2 separate regions of the Homo sapiens genome follow, and region 2 is linked to region 1. A link is an interaction called in ENCODE POLR2A ChIA-PET data of the cell type or tissue named here. Cell type or tissue: PC-3. All regions are shown on one strand. Links, peaks and the distances in the headings refer to the core of each region. The heading gives the core; the rest is flanking DNA.

Region 1 (8,330 bases), core at 114-8,113:
GGTATGAGGACTGGGGGGTGATCAAAAGCCTTCAGAGCAATAACAGTGAAGAAGAAGGGACAGAAATGCAAGTTGTTAAGGAGGCAGGATGAATGAGGCTTGGTTTGACCCCTGAGAGGTGGGGGTGATGGTGACTCGTGGGGTCATGGGCTGCTCACTGAGACCCAAACAGACAGGGTGGAGAGAGAGAATGAAATCAGTTTTGAATTTAGCCGTTTGGCCCCCTGGGTCACAGGGGAGAGATACTTACTAGAAATGCACATTGAATCACCACATGTTCATGTAGCAAATATTTATCACACATCTGATATATGCCAGGAGCTCTCCTAAGTGCTGGGGATGTCTCCGGAGAAAGACAACTGAGCTGATTCCTGCCTGCAGGGGGTTTGGAATCCAGTGGGGGAGACCGACATACAACCACCATATATATAAGTAAATAAGTGATGATAAACTACTCTAGGTGCCATGAGAGAGAAACCGCGGGCTCGTGAAGGGTGTCTAATGGAGAGGAGGCGACCATTGCAAGGGGTGGCAAAGACACTCCAGGCAGAAGAGAGGACTCAGACCGCACAGTCAAGGGCCCTGTGGCAGAAAGAGGATGGTCTGCTGGGCACTGTGGCTCAAGCCTGTAATCCCAGCACTTTGGGAGACTGAGGTGGGCAGATCACTTGAGGTCAGGAGTTCAAGACCAGCCTGGCCAACATGGTAAAACCCCGTCTCTACTAAAAATACAGAAATTAGCTGGGCATGGTGGCATGCACCTGTAATCCCAGCTACTTGGGAGGCTGAGGCAGGACAATCGCTTGAACCCAGGAGGCAGAGGTTGCAGTGAGCTGAGATCACGCCACTACACTCCAACCTGGGCAACAGAGTGAGACTCCATCTCAAATAAATAAATAAATAAATAAATACATAAATAAAGCATTCATGCAAGGAATGAGAGGAGGCTCCTGAAAGAGTTCAGCTGAGAAATTCCAGTGACGTGGACTAGAGCAATGGCCGTGGAGAGAGAGACAGGAGCGATTTGAACAATGCTGTATTTTGGAGCTATAATCAATAAGCCGTAGTGATGAACTGAATTTGGGGAGTCAGGGAGAAGAAGAAACAGCAGGACCCTAAAGGGAGCTGCTCAGCTCACGGAGAGAGGGGCCAGGTGCAGGCAGGAGTCGCCAGCCCTACCTGGGGCACCCTGCCAGGCCATGAGACATGCAGGCTAGGTGTCAAACAGCTGATTGGAGTCAGGGGTCTGGAGTGTGGACTAGATGTCAGGGACACAGGGAGAAATTTGGGAACCATCCACTTACTGTTGCTGGTTAAAGTCATAGGCATGAGGGGACAAAAGAAGTCTTTCTCTCTCCCTTTCTTTCTTTCTTTCTTTCTTTCTTTCTTTCTTTCTTTCTTTCCTTCCTTCCTTCCTTCTTTCCCTCCCTTCCTCCCTCCCTCCCTCCCTTCCTTCCTTCCTCCCTCCCTCCCTCCCCAACTCTCTCTCTCTCTTTCTCTTTCTCCCTTCCTCTCTCTCTCTCTCTCTCTCTTCCTTCTTTCTTCAGGGTCTTACTCTGTTGTCCGGGCTGGAGTGCACTGGCACTGGGCTTAAACAACCCTCCCACCTCAGTCTCCCAAGTAGCTGGGATTGCAGACATGCGCCACCATGCCCAACTAATTTTCGTATATTTTTATAGAGACAGAGTCTCACCTTATTGCCCAGGCTGGTCTTGAGCTCCTGGGCTCAAGCAATCCACTCACCTAGGCTTCTCCTAGTGCTGGGATTACAGGTGTGAGCCACCAAGCCTAGTCAACTTTTTTTTTTCTTTTAGTGACAGCGTCTTTCTCTGTCTCCCAGGCTGGAGTGCAGTGGTGCCATCACAGTTCATTGTATTCTTGAACTCCTGGGCTCAAGCAATCCTCTGCCTCAGCCTCCTGAGTAGTTGGGACTTCAGGCGTGCACCACCACACCTGGCTAAAGTTTTTTTAAGTTTTCTAGAGATGGTCTCTCACTAGGTTGCCCTGGCTAGTTTCAAACTCCTGGCCTCAAGCAATCCTCCTGCCTCAGCCTCCCAAAGTGCTGGGATTACAGGTGTGAGAGCCACTATACCCATTTGAATTTTTAGAGCAATCAGAGAAGGGAGCCCAGGACACGGGCCTGTCGGTGGGGGTGGGGGCCCTGCTTTTGTAGAGAATAGGGTAGGGGGGTCTCTGGGGAATGGGGCTAGAGGTAGTGGTTGAAACAATGTGTGAGAGAGATTTCTTAGAGTGAGAGCTGGGTGTGGTGGTGGTGGGCATCCTGCAGAAAAGGAGAGGATGCCTCTAAATACTTGCAGGGAGACCATGTGTAAGAGTGTGGACTCGGCCGGGTTTGGTGGTTCACACCTATAATCCCAGCACTTCAAGAGGCCAAGGCGGGTGGATCACCTGAGGCCAGGAGTTTGAGACCAGCCTGGCCAAGATGGCGAAACCCCGTCTCTACTAAAAACACAAAAAATTAGCCAGGCGTGGTGGCCAGCGCCTGTAATTCCAGCTACTCGGGAGGCTGAGGCAGGAGAATTGCTTGAACCTGGGAGGCAGAGGTTGCAATGAGCTGAGACTGCGCCATTGCACTCCAGCCTGGGCAACAAGAGCAAAAATTCCATCACACACACACACACAAAAGAGTGTGGACTTATTTTGTCCGTACCTGCGGTATGATTTTTGGCTTAACACAAGGAAAATTTGCCCAAATCCAGAGCGATGCAGAGCTGGCCAAAATGATCTACAGGGAATTCAGCTTCAGATGGGCACTTGGGAGAGATAATCTTTTTGTTTTTGTTTATTATTATTATTATTTACTTTGAGACTGTGTTATGAGAGTGGCTAATTTTTGTATTTTTGGTAGACATGGAGTTTCACCATCTTGCCCAGGCTGGTCTCAAACTCCTGGGCCCAAATCATCCGCCAGCCTTGGCATCCCAAAGTGCTGGAATTAGAGGCGTAAGCCACAGCGCCCTGCCCTGGGGGAGATGGTCTTTCAACCTTGAGATTTTATTGTTATTGGGGTTCTAGCTTCAGTTCGAAACAAAGGAAAAAAGAATTTGCTTTGTGTCAAAACTAGCTTTTTAATGAAAATGTAAGTAACTAAATCCAGTTATTTGATACATTAATTGAACTCCGACGGTGCTGGGCACCGGGATGTGATGGTGAACAGCCGCAGGCAAAGCCACCTGTGGCCCTTATGGAATCTGGGGATGGATACTTCGGTTCCCGCCTGTATGTGCATATTTGCTTTTTATCCAGGAAGTGCAGTCTACCGTCATTTCCATATCTTCCTATTGGTCACTGGAGTGCAGCAAAAAGATCAGTGTTGACAAAAGGGACTGAATCAGTTCAGCAACACATCAGAGATGAAACATCTGGTCACCAGCATGTACGAAATTATTCGAAAGTTGAATAGATGAGTAACTGTCCCACTTTCTCAAGAGAACTTCCCTTTTCATCAAAAGAAAAACACATTCCACGTATTCAGCACTGATAGAAGCCGCAGTGATGAGGGTAGTGATGTGGGATATTCGGTACTGAGTAATTTACAGTACAGACGCTGCATTCGTCCTGCCCGGACACTGCCTCAAAGCCACATGTCTGCTCCAAAGGAGGCGGCATCAACAAAATCAAAGGCGTATGATGCAGCTCGTTAGTAATCCATCGAGTCCCTGTCTCAAAACATCTCACTCCTATTCCTATTCTATGCCTTTCCCCACTCAGAAAGTGCCAGGGATTTATTAACCTTTGTTATTCTTTCATCAAATATTTATACAGGGCTTCTGGGTGCAGACTTGGAACTGGGCACCAGGTGAATGGGGGTTGGGGGGAGGGCTAGACAGACAGGTCCAGGCCCCAGGAGGTAGGGGACGGTCAGGCAGGATTCTCTGAGTGAAAAGAATAGAGATCAAGGCAGCTATGGGAATGAGAAGGGAGGCTGACTCGGGAGGACTCGGAAAGCCTGTAGAATGGAAGGCAAGGGTGATGGAAGATGGGGGGATGGGCAGGCGTGAGGGGGAGGGGTATGGAGGTGGAGGCAAGGAGGGATGGGCCGTCGAAGAGCAGCAGTCCAAGGGAAGTCTCTTCTGGGCACCACCTTTGAAATAAATCTGTTCCAATGGTTTTGTTGTTGCTGTAAACTTTTTTTTTTTTTTTTTTTTTTTTTTGAGACGCAGTCTCCCTCTGCTGCCCAGGCTGGAGTGCAGTGATAGATCTTGGCCCATTGCAACATCCGCCTCCCCTGTTCAAGCGACTCTCATGCCTCAGGCTTCCAAATAGCTGGGATTACAGGTATGCGCCACCACGCCCAGCTAATTTTTGTATTTTCAGGCTGGTCTCAAACTCCTGACCTCAGGTGATCTGCTTGCCTCAGATCCCCAAAGTGCTGGGGTTACAGGCCCAGCTAATTTTTATATTTTCAGGCTGGTCTCAAACTCCTGATCTCAGGTGATCTGCTTGCCTCAGATCCCCAAAGTGCTGGGATTACAGGCCGGAACCATGGCGCTGGCCTGTTGTAAATTCTAATGCCACCTGCACTCTGGGGTCAAATTCCAGAGGGGAGTTGTCTGAATGGCCTGGTTTTGTCACACCCTCTAGAAGAGGGGACACATTAGCTGACACTATATAATGAGGAGCAGGCCATTCTCCAAGGAAAATCCATTCTGTTTCGGGGGGGAGGTTTGATAAAGGCCATGGAGGAAGAGGGAGGCACATCTACTTGTTTTTCGTTGTTGTTTGTTTTTTTATGAGATGGAGTCTTGCTCTGTCACCCAGGCTGGATTGCGTGGTGTGATCTAAAGTGCTGGGATTACAGGCCTGAGCCACCGCGCCCACGTGGCCCCATCTACTCGTAGAGGGGGATTGAAGGCGGGGGAAGAGGAGGTGGGGGATTTGTCCAGCAAAGGATGCAGCAAATGCCCAGCCCCAGGGAGGAGCCTGTCCTGGGGAGCGACAGCCTGAAGGCCTCCAAGTGGGGAGGGCGCTGGAGGAGGGGCCTGAGAGGCAGGCCTTGATGAATTGTTTGGATTTTTTTCTAAGTGCATTGGAAGCCACAGGAAGATTTTTTTTTTTTTTTTTTTTTGGATGGAGTCTCGCTCTGTCGCCCAGGCTGGAGTGCAATGCGCCATCTCGGCTCACTGCAACCTTCGCCTCCCGGTTTCAAGTGATTCTCCGGCCTCAGCCCCCCGAGCAGCTGGGAATACAGGTGCGTGCCACCACCCCCGAGTAATTTTTTGTATTTCTAGTAGAGACAGAGTTTCATTGTGTTAGCCAGGATGGTCTTGATCTCCTGACCTCGTGATCCGCCCACCTCAGCCTTCCAAAGTGCTGGGATTACACGCATGGTTACAGGCCAGCCATAGGAGGATCTTTAGAAGGAAAACAGCTGCCCCACGTGGTGGCTCGCACCTGCATTTCAGCACTTTGGAAGCTGGAGGTGGGAGCATTGCTTGGGCCCAGCGATGGGATGTGGGGGACGGGTGGGCGGAAGTAATAAAAAGAATAACATGATCTGATTTTCTCTTTTATTTATTTATTTTGAGACAGGGTCTCACACTATTGCCCAGAATGGAGTGCAGTGGCAGGATCTCAGCTCACTGCAACCTCCACCTCCCGGGTTCAAGACATTCTTCATGCTTCAGCTTCCCAAGTAGCTGGGACTACAGTCACACACACCACCATGCCCAGCTAATTTTTGTACTTTTAGTAGAGACAGAGTTTCTCCCTGTTGGCCAGGCTGGGCTCAAACTCCTGACCTCAGGTGATACACCTGCCTCAGCCTCCCAAAGTGCTGGGATTACAGGCGTGAGCCACCGTGCCTGGCCTGATTTTCTTTTTTTTTTTCTTTTTTTTTTCTTTTTTTTTTTGAGATGGAGTCTTGCTCTGTCACCCAAGCTGCAGTGCAGTGGCGTGATCTCGGCTCACTGCAAGCTCCGTCTCCCGGGTTCACGCCATTCTTCTGCCTCAGCCTCCCGAGTAGCTGGGACTACAGGTGCCCGCCACCACACCCGGCTAATTGTTTGTATTTTTAGTAGAGACGGGGTTTCACCGTGTTAGCCAGGATGGTCTCGATCTCCTGACCTTGTGATCTGCCCGCCTCGGCCTCCCAAAGTGCTGGGATTACAGGTGTGAGCCACCACAACTGGCCTGATTTTCTTTTTTTTTCTTTTCTTTTTTTTTGAGATGGAGTCTCGCTCTGTCACCCAAGCTGCAGTGTAGTGGCGTGATCTCGGCTCACTGCAAGCTCCGTCTCCCGGGTTCACGCCATTCTCCTGCCTCAGCCTCCCGAGTAGCTGGGACTACAGGTGCCCACCACCACACCCAGCTAATTTTTTGTATTTTTAGTAGAGACGGGGTTTCACTGTGTTAGCCAGGATGGTTTCGATCTCCTGACCTTGTGATCCGCCCACCTCGGCCTCCCGAAGTGCTGGGATTACAGCGTGAGCCACCGCGCCTGGCCTGATTTTCTTTTTGAAAGATTACTCTAGCTGCAGGGTGGAGGGTACATTGGCGAGAGCGGTCGACAGAGTAAATGCGCTATGAGGGCTCAAGCAGCCTCTGGACTGTGGCTGACGATGGAGCATGAGGTATGGGTGGGAGGGTCAGTTATTTTAGGAAGGAGAAAACCAGCATCGCAAACACAGGAGACACAGGGCAGGCTGAGAAGTCCTTCAGCATAAGGAAAAGCAAGCAGATTCCATGGATCCAAGTCCAAGACCCATGCCATCCTTGAAGGAAGGGAGGAGCCCGGGGTGCCAGACACCCAAGTAGGCAGGCAGGCAGTGGAGACAGGACAGAGCAGCAGCCACTGCACGCCTAGATAAATAAGTAGGTCCGAAGTCTACAGAGGCTATGACAGCCCAGGAGCAACCACAGGTCCACAGGAAAAGCACAGGAAGGCGAGCTGTCTGCTCTGTGTGCCTTTGGTTTTGTCTTCTTGCCAGGAAGGAAGGAAGAAGCAAAGACCAGCATGACCTGGCGGATGTTGGCTGAAGCAAGTACAGGTCTTCAGCGAAGAGCACGGCGGTCTCTGGAAAGGGGTGTGGGATAGAAAATGGAGTTCAAAACTAGGAATTCTTCCTATTTATCCTATAGACACTGCGGCACACATGCATAAAGACATAGATCCCAGAACGTTCATTAAGGCATCATTTGTGGCCGGGCGCGGTGGCTCATGCCTGTAATCCCGGCACTTTGGGAGGCCAAGGTGGGCGATCACCTGAGGTCAGGAGTTGGAGACCAGCCTGGCCAACATGGTAAAACCCTGTCTCTACTAAAAAAAAAAAAAAAATACAAGCTGGGGGCAGTGATTCACGCCTGTAATCCCAGCACTTTGGGAGGCCGAGGCGGGCAGATCATGAGGTCAAGAGTTTCGAGATCAGCCTGGCCAACATGCTAAAACTCTGTCTCTACTAAAGATAGAAAAAATTAGCCGGGCAAGGTAGCGCGCGCCTGTAATCTCATCTACTCGGGAGGCTGAGGCAGGAGAATCGCTTGAACCCAGGAGGCAGAGGTTGCAGTGAGCCAAGATCACACCACTGCACTCCAGCCTGGGCAACAGAGTGAGATTCCGTCTCAAACAAAGAAACAAGCAAACAAAGGCATCATTTGTAACACAAGACAAGTGGACTGATAAAACACGTCAGGAAATCGCCTCAATGTACATGAATATGGAATTGGTTAAACACATCGGGGGCATCTGTACAGTGGAACAGTGCAGCCATTAAAAAGAATGAAGCTGACCTATGTAATATCCAAGATACTTTATTTATTTATTTATTTATTTATTTATTTATTTATTATTTTTTTAGACAGAGTCTCACTCTGTCGGCCAGGCTGGAGTGCGGTGGCACTATCTTGGCTAACTGCAACCTCTGTCTCCCAGGCTCAAGCAATTCTCCTGCCTCAGCCTCCTGAGTAGTTGGGATTACAGGCACGAGCCACCACGCCTGGCTAATTTTGTTTGTATTTTTTTAGTAGAGATGAGTTTCACCATGTTGGTCAGGCTGGTCTCCAACTCCCGACCTCAGGTAATCCACCCACCTCAGACTCCCAAACTGCTGGGATTACAGGCGTGAGCCACTGCGCCCAGCACTATTTGTTTATTTTTTATTTATTTAAAAAAGGGCCAGGTGTGGTGGCTCATGCCTGTAGTCCCAGCTACTCGGGAGGCTGAGGCAGGGGAGTCGCTTGAACCCAGGAGGCGGAGGTTGCAGTGAGCCGAGATTGCACCACTGCACTCCAGCCTGGTGACAGAGCAAGACTCCATCTCAAAAGAAGAGAAGGGAAGGGGAGGGGAGGGGAGGGGAGGGGAGGGGAGGGGG
Region 2 (8,330 bases), core at 45-8,044, 250 kb before region 1:
ATTTTACACAGCAAGGAGGAAAGGCATACAAACAGAATTTAAGAGGCTTGTGATTTTCTCTGCTTATTAGCTGTGTGTTTTTAATGTGCTATTAAAAAATACCAATGAGGGCTGGGTGTGGTGGCTCATGCCTGTAATCCCAGCACTTTAGGAAACCGAGCCAGGAGGATTGCTTGAGGCCAGGAGTTCAAGACCAGCCTGGGCAACATAGCAAGTCTCCATCTCTACAAAAAAATACAAAAACTAGCCAGGCATGGTGGCATGCACCTGTAGTCCCAGCTACTTAGGAGCCTGAGGTGAGAGGATCACTTGAGCCCCAGGGGGTCAAGGCTACAATGAGCTGTGATCACACCACCGCACCCCAGCCTGGGTGTCACAGCGAGACCCTGTCTCCAAAAAAAAAAAAAAGAAAAAAAGTTGGCTGTACTGGTGAATTTTTATACACCAGTTCCTTTTTCCATTATGGAAAGAGTACTTGGATAAAAACTTTTCAAGGTTGGCCCAACATCTCTTTTCCCTTCCCCAGGTAATAGCACCCAGCATTCCTTGTGAACCACCCAGTTCCTCCTGGGCGGGCACATGATCCAGACCCAGCCAATCCGAGCCCTGTTTACCACTGGCCGTGTGACCCAGGTGAGCTCAGTCAGTCCACGAGACTCCATCCGAGGGTCTCATAGCTGCTGGAGTGGCCAAGAGGATATGCTGGCAACCCAGAGCACTGGCAGCCGTCTCGTCACTGCCAGCGAAAGACCTGCTTGGGACGGCTCTCACGCTGTGGGTGGCTGACCCTAGTCCAGAAGGCTGGGCAGATGTTAACTTTTACAATGCAAACACATGTGTAATTGTCTATTTTAGTAAGTGCTTTAACAGATGATAATGCTAAGGGAGAGACGATTTCCATGGTGGGGAGTGGGGAGGGAGGCTTCTGAGGAAGTGACATTTCAGGTGTGAAGTAGGAGCAGTGCTTAGGCTTTCATTCCTTCCCCAGCTGTGTGCTCAGTCAGTACCTACTGTGTGCCAAGTGCTGTTCCTGCTGCTGGGAATACGCCAGGGAGAAACACAGCCTTTGTCCTTGGGGAGCTTATGTTGTGGGTGCCGGGGAGAGATGAAAGCAAATACGAAAATACCCACATTCTATGAAGAAAATTAAGGAGGGTAAGGAGGCAGTGACAGGGGAATTGCATGATGGGAAGTGAAGGCCTCTCCGAAAAGAGATCTTAGTGGGAATCTGAGGACTTTTGGGTGTGAAAGAGACAAGTAGGTGTCTGTTCAGAGCATACCAGGCAGCAGGAGCAGGGAGTGTAGAGGCCCTGCCGCAGGAGCATTGAGAGGCGGGTTAGAGAAACATGGTAGGAGGTGAAGTTGGAGAGGTAGCCAGGGCCATGGTGAGGTGTCAAGACAGAGACAGAACCACCAGAGAGAGACCTGACCCACCTCGTTCAAAGACTGGCCCTGCAGAGAAGAGACCCTTCTGGAGCAGGCACGCAGGCAGGCGGGATGCTGGGGCCAGTCAGGTGGCAGCATTGGGCACCCACTCAGGGTGTGAGAGGAAGGGCGTCCGGGACAACCCCCACTTTTTTTTTTTTTTTTTTTTTTTTGAGACAGAGTCTTGCTCTGTTACCCAGGCTGGAGTGCAGTGGTACGATGATCCCGGCTCACAGCAACCTCCACCTCCCAAGTTCAAGCGATTCTCCTGCCTCAGCCTCCCGAGTAGCTGGGATTACAGATGTGTGCCACCATGCCCAGCTAATTTTTTATTTTTGGTAGAGACGGGGTTTTGCCATGTTGGCCAGGCTGGTCTCGAACTCCTGGCCTCAAGTGATCCACCTGCCTCGGCCTCCCAAAGTGCTGGGATTTCATGTGTGAGCCACTGCGCCCGGCCACAACCCCCACATTTCTGACTTGAACACAGATCATGTGGAGATTCAATGTCTTGAGTTTGTGAAGGAGTCCTTGGGGGAGGGGCTGGGATGAATTTAGAGTTCAGATTGGTGAATTTGAGGTAAAATACACTTTTGTTGTTTTTTTCTTTAGAGACAGGATCTCACTCTAGTCTGCTGGAGTGCAGTATCTCGATCTCGGCTCACTGCAACTTCTGCCTCCTGGGTTCAAGCAATTCTCCTGCCTCAGCCTCCTGAGTAGCTGGGACTACATGCACGCACCACTGTGCCCAGCTAATTTTTGGTATTTTTTGTAGAGATGAGGTTTCACTGTGTTACCCAGGCTGGTCTCAAACTCATAGCCTCAAGTGATCCGCCTGCCTCGGCCTCCCACAGTCCTGGGATTACAGGCATGAGCCACCACGCCTGGCCTTGTTTTGTTTTTGAGACAGGGTCTCGCTCTGTTGCCCAGGCTGGATTGTGGTGGCGCAACTATGGCTCACTGCAGCCTGGTCCTCCCCAGCTCAAGCGATCCTCATGCCTTAGCCACCCAAGTAGCTGAGACTACAGGCACACACCACCATGTCCAGCTAGTTATTTTTTGTAGAGATAGGGTTTCAGTATGTTGCCCAGGCTGGTCTCAAACTCCTGGGCTCAAGTGATCCTCTTACCTCAACCTCCCAAGTGCTAGGATTGCAGCGTGAGCCACAGTGCCCAGCCCACTTTTAATAAGGAAAGAAAACTGGACACCTGCTGTTTGTTTACTGGATACCTGCTATTTGTTTTGTTTGTTTGAGACGGAGTCTCTCTGTCTCCCAGGCTGAAGTCCAATGAATGGCCCTATCTCAGCTCACCACGACCTCCACCTTTCAGGTTCAAGCAATTCTGCCTCAGCCTCCCAAGTAGCTGGGATTACAATTGCCTGCCGCCATGCCCAGCTAATTTTTGCATATTTAGTAGAGACAGGGTTTCACCACATTGGCCAGGCTGGTCTTGAACTCCTGACCTCAGGTGATCTGTCTGCCTTAGCCTTCCAAAGTGCTGGGATTACAGGCATGAGCCACCGTGCCCGGCGGATACCTGCTATTTGAAAGTCACAGGCTGGGTGCGGTGGCTAATGCCTGTAATCCCAACACTTTGGGAGGCCAAGGTGGGTGGATCACGAGTTCAGGAGTTCAAGACCAGCCTGATTAAGATGGTGAAACCCTGTCTCTACTAAAAACTACAAAAATTAGCTGGGCGTGATGGCGGACGCCTGTAATCCCAGCTACTTGGGAGGCTGAGGCAGGAGAATCGCTTGAACCCGGGCAGCAGAGTTTGCAGTGAGCCAAGATCACAGCACTGCACTCCAGCCTGGGCAACAGAGTGAGATTCTGTCTCAAAAAAAAAGAACAAAAAGTGAAACTGCTGATCTGAAAACCACTTATTACTAATAGTGAACAACTGTAAACTCTCTCAAGTTTGCTAGGTGTTTTGCCAGCATCCCTTACCTCTGAATAAGCTCCTTGGAATTTTAGAGATATCTACAGGAAGGGAGATAGTGAAAGAAATTGGCTCTTTGAGTTTTTGTGCCCTCAGGGCAGCAGGAAAAGGTGTTTCTAGATGAGCATTTCTAAAAGAGCATCTCTAAGGTAAATCAGTATTATCAGAGCCCAGGCATTGTAGTGAAGATTCATTTCCCTTTCTCTGACAGTGTTTGGGATGGGGGCTCCAGGAACCAGCTTTATCTAAACCTTGGGCTTTTTCTGGTCCTTCTTGAATGACTAGCTTTTGGCATGTTGATAACATTTTTAAAACCTCCACTCTCTCTTATCTGTCCACTTCTTTCCCAGGCTGAACAAACTTGCTTCCTAAACTTCTGGTCGGGGAGGGGACAAACAAAAATTGGGAACTTAAGTGGGAGGGGTGCTATCTACAGTTGAAAAGTGACCTGGAGTCAGAATTCAGATGTGTGATTAAGATGTGTGGCAGGTGGCTTGACTGTGCTCCTCCTGATTTGGGGGTGAGGGTGTGACAGGCGTGAGCCACTGTGCCCAGCCGATTTTCTTTCACTCTTTATACAAAAGGATCAACTTCTATCCAGAATCCCAAGAGGGGTTGCATTCTTCTGCCCCTGCTTTTTCACTTGTCATATCTTCGAGAACTTCTACCAGTTTGTGGACATTTATGTGCTGCATCTCCAACTCTGTCTGACCAGTAACCCTAGAAAAAGTGGTCATTGGTATCATCCATTGCAGAGAAGAAAGTCTTTCTAGAGGTCAAGAGCCTACTGGGCCTATGCCATAGGATTCATTTCTGTAACTGCAACATCAAATGTAAAATATGATTTTACTTTAGTAGCCAACTGTATCATCTGAGTCTGGTTACTTACTCTATATTCTAGGGTGTTGGTTTCCTAAGGAATGAGGAGGACATCATGTTCTCCTGCAGTCAGTTCTCCTGTAGAATTAGCTTGTTTTTTTTAGAAAACACCCTCCCTTTTTAGAGGGAAGCAGCAGCAGGGACCTGGGCATTCAAGGAGTGCTGGGGGGGATCTGGGCTGCTCTCAGACTCTTCCCTGTTTATTAGCTACAGCATCTTCCCCATGCACACAAGGAGTCTGTCAGCACAGTGCAGAGGAAGGGGCTGTTCCTTTTCACATCTGGGCTGGACACATTCTTCACGGTTCCAGCATGAGGCCTTTCCAGAGCTGGCCCTTTTCCCAGACCCTAGCTTGAGTCCCAAGGCATCCAGGCTGGGGCCAAGGGCTCTTATGGGACTGAGCACTAAGGAAGGTCTTTAGCACTGGGAAGAATGTGAATGCTGGATTCACCACCATCACCATCACCACCACCACAATCACTATCACCATCTCCATCATCATCAACATCCCCACTGTTGTCACCACCACCACCATCACTATCACCATCATTACCATCACCATCACCATCATCACCATCACTACCACCGTCATCACCATCACCCTCACCACCCTCACCATCACCCTCACCACTATCACCACACTCACCACCACCACCATCACCACCATCATTACCACCAGCATCACCCTCACCACCATCACCATCACCACCACCATCACCTTCACCACCACCACCACCATCACCACCAGCATCACCCTCACCATCACCCTCACCACCACCATCACCACACTCACCACCACCATCACCATCACCACCAGCATCACCCTCACCACCACCATCACCATCACCACCACCATCACCTTCACCACCACCACCATCACCACCAGCATCACCTTCACCATCACCCTCACCACCACCATCACCACTACCAACACCATCACCCTCACCACTACCATCATCACCATCACCACCACCATCACCATCACCCTCACCACCACCATCACCATCAGCATCACCACCACCACCACCACCGTCACCATCATTATCACCACCATCATCATCTTTTTCACTTCTTGCAGCTTGCAGGTTCCCAAACAAGTCCCGGACCAGCTGATCAGATGGGATCTCCCCACAGGGCTGCATACCTGCTGGGCCTCAGACATTCAGCTACTTCACAGAGCTGCTTTATTTTGCTTTGCTGTTTCAATTCTGCATGTGATCACATTCTCAGGGTTTCTTTTCTTTTTTTTTTTTTTTTTTTTTTTGAGATAGAGTCTTGCTCTTGTCGCCCAAGCTGGAGTGCAGTGGCACAATCTCGGCTCACTACAACCTCCACCTCCCTGGTTCAAGCGATTCTCCTCCCTCAGCCTCCTGAGTAGCTGGGATTACAGGCATGCACCACCACGTCCGGATAATTTTTATATTTTTCCTGGAGATGGGGTTTCACCACGTTGGCCAGGCTGGTCTCAAATTCCTGATCTCGTGATCCACCCACCTCAGCCTCCCAAAGTTCCGGGATTACAGGCGTGAGCTACCGCGCCCGGCAAGTATTTTGTTTTTAAATTCAGCCTGCTCCTGGAGGTTTTTACTTGGCTTAAAAATAACATGAGACTTGAAAGTTCATTGTCTTAAAAAATAAAGAAGAAAAGACAAAATTGTGGCTAATGGAGGTGCAACCTCCAGACACAAAACTTGGATTGATGATGGTAAAATCTGAGAGCCTGTGTTGGAAGACAGCAGCCAGGAGCGAGATGTTGCCCTCTTTAGATTTCACATCTTTGCTTCAGTGGTTTTCTTTAAAGGCAAGCAAAGGTAAGTAAGCCATAACAAGTGTGCTTGGTTCAGATTTCTTCTTTCCAGAAGAGAATAAGATTTCACAAAGTATACTGAAGAGAAAGTTATGTTTCCTTTTTTTCTTTGAGATAGAGTTTCACTCTTGTCGCCCAGGCTGGAGTGCAATGGTGCGGTCTCCGCTCACTGCAACCTCCGCCTCTCGGGTTCAAAGGATTCTCCTGCCTCAGCCTCTCAAGTAGCTGGGATTACAGGCGCCCACCACCACACCCGGCTAATTTTTATATTTTTAGTAGAGATGGGATTTCACTATGTTGGCCAGGCTGGTCTTGAACTCCTGACCTCAGGTGATCCACCCACCTCGGCCTCCCAAAGTGCTGGGATTACAGGAGTGAGCCGCTGCTCCAGGCTGTTTCCTTGTTTTTTAGACCTAGATGGAATGTGGCCTGGCGACAGTCCCGTATTCACCTGGTCCTGAAAATTCCTCCCTCCAGCCCTCCGTATCTGTTGTGCGGCGGTCTTAGGCCCTGCCTGCCTGGCGCCTGGGGCCCTACTGTGCTATGTGGTCAGTCTTACAAAATGCAGAATTCTCTCTATTTGCATTGCTGAGTGACTAGCTGAGGCAGGTAGGGTGACTGGGAGGAAGCTTTGTTACAGATAACTTGACAGCCGGGGGCAAGTTAAAGGATGATGGTAATAAAAGGATGGTCAGGCCTCAAATTTGGGCTTCAGCAGTAAATCAGTGCAAGAATAAAACTTACAAAGGTCACAGGCAAGAGTGAGATCATCCTCTTTTCTAATACTTGCTTATGCTTCTACATCCCTTATTGAGGAATGCCAGCCACTCAGCACACTTATGAAAGAGTAAATTATCTCCGGATGGTGGATAATACCATGTCATTAGTCCATGAGGCATCTAGCTCAGCGCCACCTGGGTCTTAAAGCACTTAAAAATGTAATTATACAACAAATACACCAATACCTGTTCATTGGGAAAGACTCAAATGATACATGAATACATAAAGCAAGACTTGAAAGTTCTCTGTCCCGCCCTCCCTCCCCTACCTCCTCTTCCTTTCCCCAAAGTCCCACTTTGAGGTCTCGCTTACAGTCTGTTTTCTAGGAATTTACAAATATGTAACTCTACACACACATCCACACACATTATGTTTTATACATACACAGAGATTGTACATTATTGTGTCAATTTTTTAAAAATAAAGTAAGGCCGAGCACAGTGGCTCATGCCTGTAATCCCAGCACCTTGGGAAGCCGAGGTGGGTGGATCACCTGAGGTCAGGAGTTCGAGACCAGCCTGGCCAACATGGTGAAACCGCATCTCTACTAAAAAAAAAAAAATACAAAAATTAGCTGGGCCTGGCGTCCGGCGCCTATAAGCCCAGCTACTCAGGAGGCTAAGACAGGAGAATCGCTTGAACCCGGGAGGCGGAGGTTGCAGTGAGCCGAGATCACGCAATTGCACTCCAGCCTGGGCAACAAGAGCAAAACTCCATCTCAAAATAAATAAATAAATAAAAACAAAATAAAATACATAGGATCCTATTGAGTATATTGTTTTGCAAATTGAATTTTTTGAAACAGTATGTCTTAGAAATCTGCTCATGTTCAAGTCCACTTTGTTTATGTAATGGTTGAACAGAATGTTATAGTATAACCACACTGTAATTTAACCTTTTTTTTTTTTTTTTTGAGACTGAGTCTTGTTCTGTCACCTAGGCTGGAGAATAATGGTGCGATTAAGACTCACTGCAGCCTCCACCTCCTGGGCTCAAGCCATTCTTTCACCTCAGCTGCCCGCCCCTTCACCCCCAGTAGCTGGAACTACAGGTACCTGGCACTGCAGGCACATGCCACCACACCCAGCTAATTTTTTTGTATTTTTTTGTAGAGATGGGGTCTCACTATGTTGTCCAGGCTGGTCTCAAACTCCTGGGCATTCCTCTATTAATGGATTTCCCCCATTAAATTTTTTTATTGCAGTAAAATACATACAACATGAAATGTACCATCCTAACCATTTTAAGTATACGGTTCGGTGGTATTAGATACATTCATCCCGTTGTGCAAGCATCAGCACCATCCATCTCCCGAACTCTTTTTCATCTTGTAAAACTGAGACTCTGTATCCAGTAAACACTAACTTTCCTTCCCCCTACCCCTAGCCCCTGGCAACCACCATTCCACCTTCTCTCTCTGTGAATGAGAGTACCCTCAGTACCTCCTCTCCGTGGAATCACATAGTATTTGTCTTTCTGTGACTGGCTTATTTTACTTAGCA

The links. Peaks named below come from ENCODE experiments on the same cell type or tissue, not always from the same donor. Only the 100,000 strongest peaks of a DNase experiment are listed, where the experiment ranks them.
Region 2: POLR2A ChIA-PET joins it to region 1 with 20 read pairs; 2 of 35 experiments call an interaction of 5 or more read pairs at or near these places.

What each region holds. Positions count from the first base shown.
Region 1 is chr1:8,234,912-8,243,241 of GRCh38, forward strand. LOC105376695 (a long non-coding RNA gene) reads left to right here and starts at 5,047. Exons shown (of 3, transcript XR_946937.3): 1 at 5,047-5,212. RefSeq lists enhancers at 4,584-5,140, 5,141-5,696. In PC-3, for the core only: a CTCF peak has its summit at 4,198 (motif pointing left); DNase peaks (open chromatin) are centred at 3,350 and 4,250; H3K4me3 peaks cover 739 bases; H3K27ac peaks cover 2,391 bases.
Region 2 is chr1:7,985,396-7,993,725 of GRCh38, forward strand. PARK7 (Parkinsonism associated deglycase) reads left to right here. Exons shown (of 7, transcript NM_007262.5): 7 at 1-110. Among named protein-coding and RNA genes, the nearest start is that of PARK7, 28 kb to the left of the region's middle. RefSeq lists enhancers at 3,315-3,374, 6,443-6,973. In PC-3, for the core only: no CTCF peak of the experiment used is centred there; a DNase peak (open chromatin) is centred at 3,396.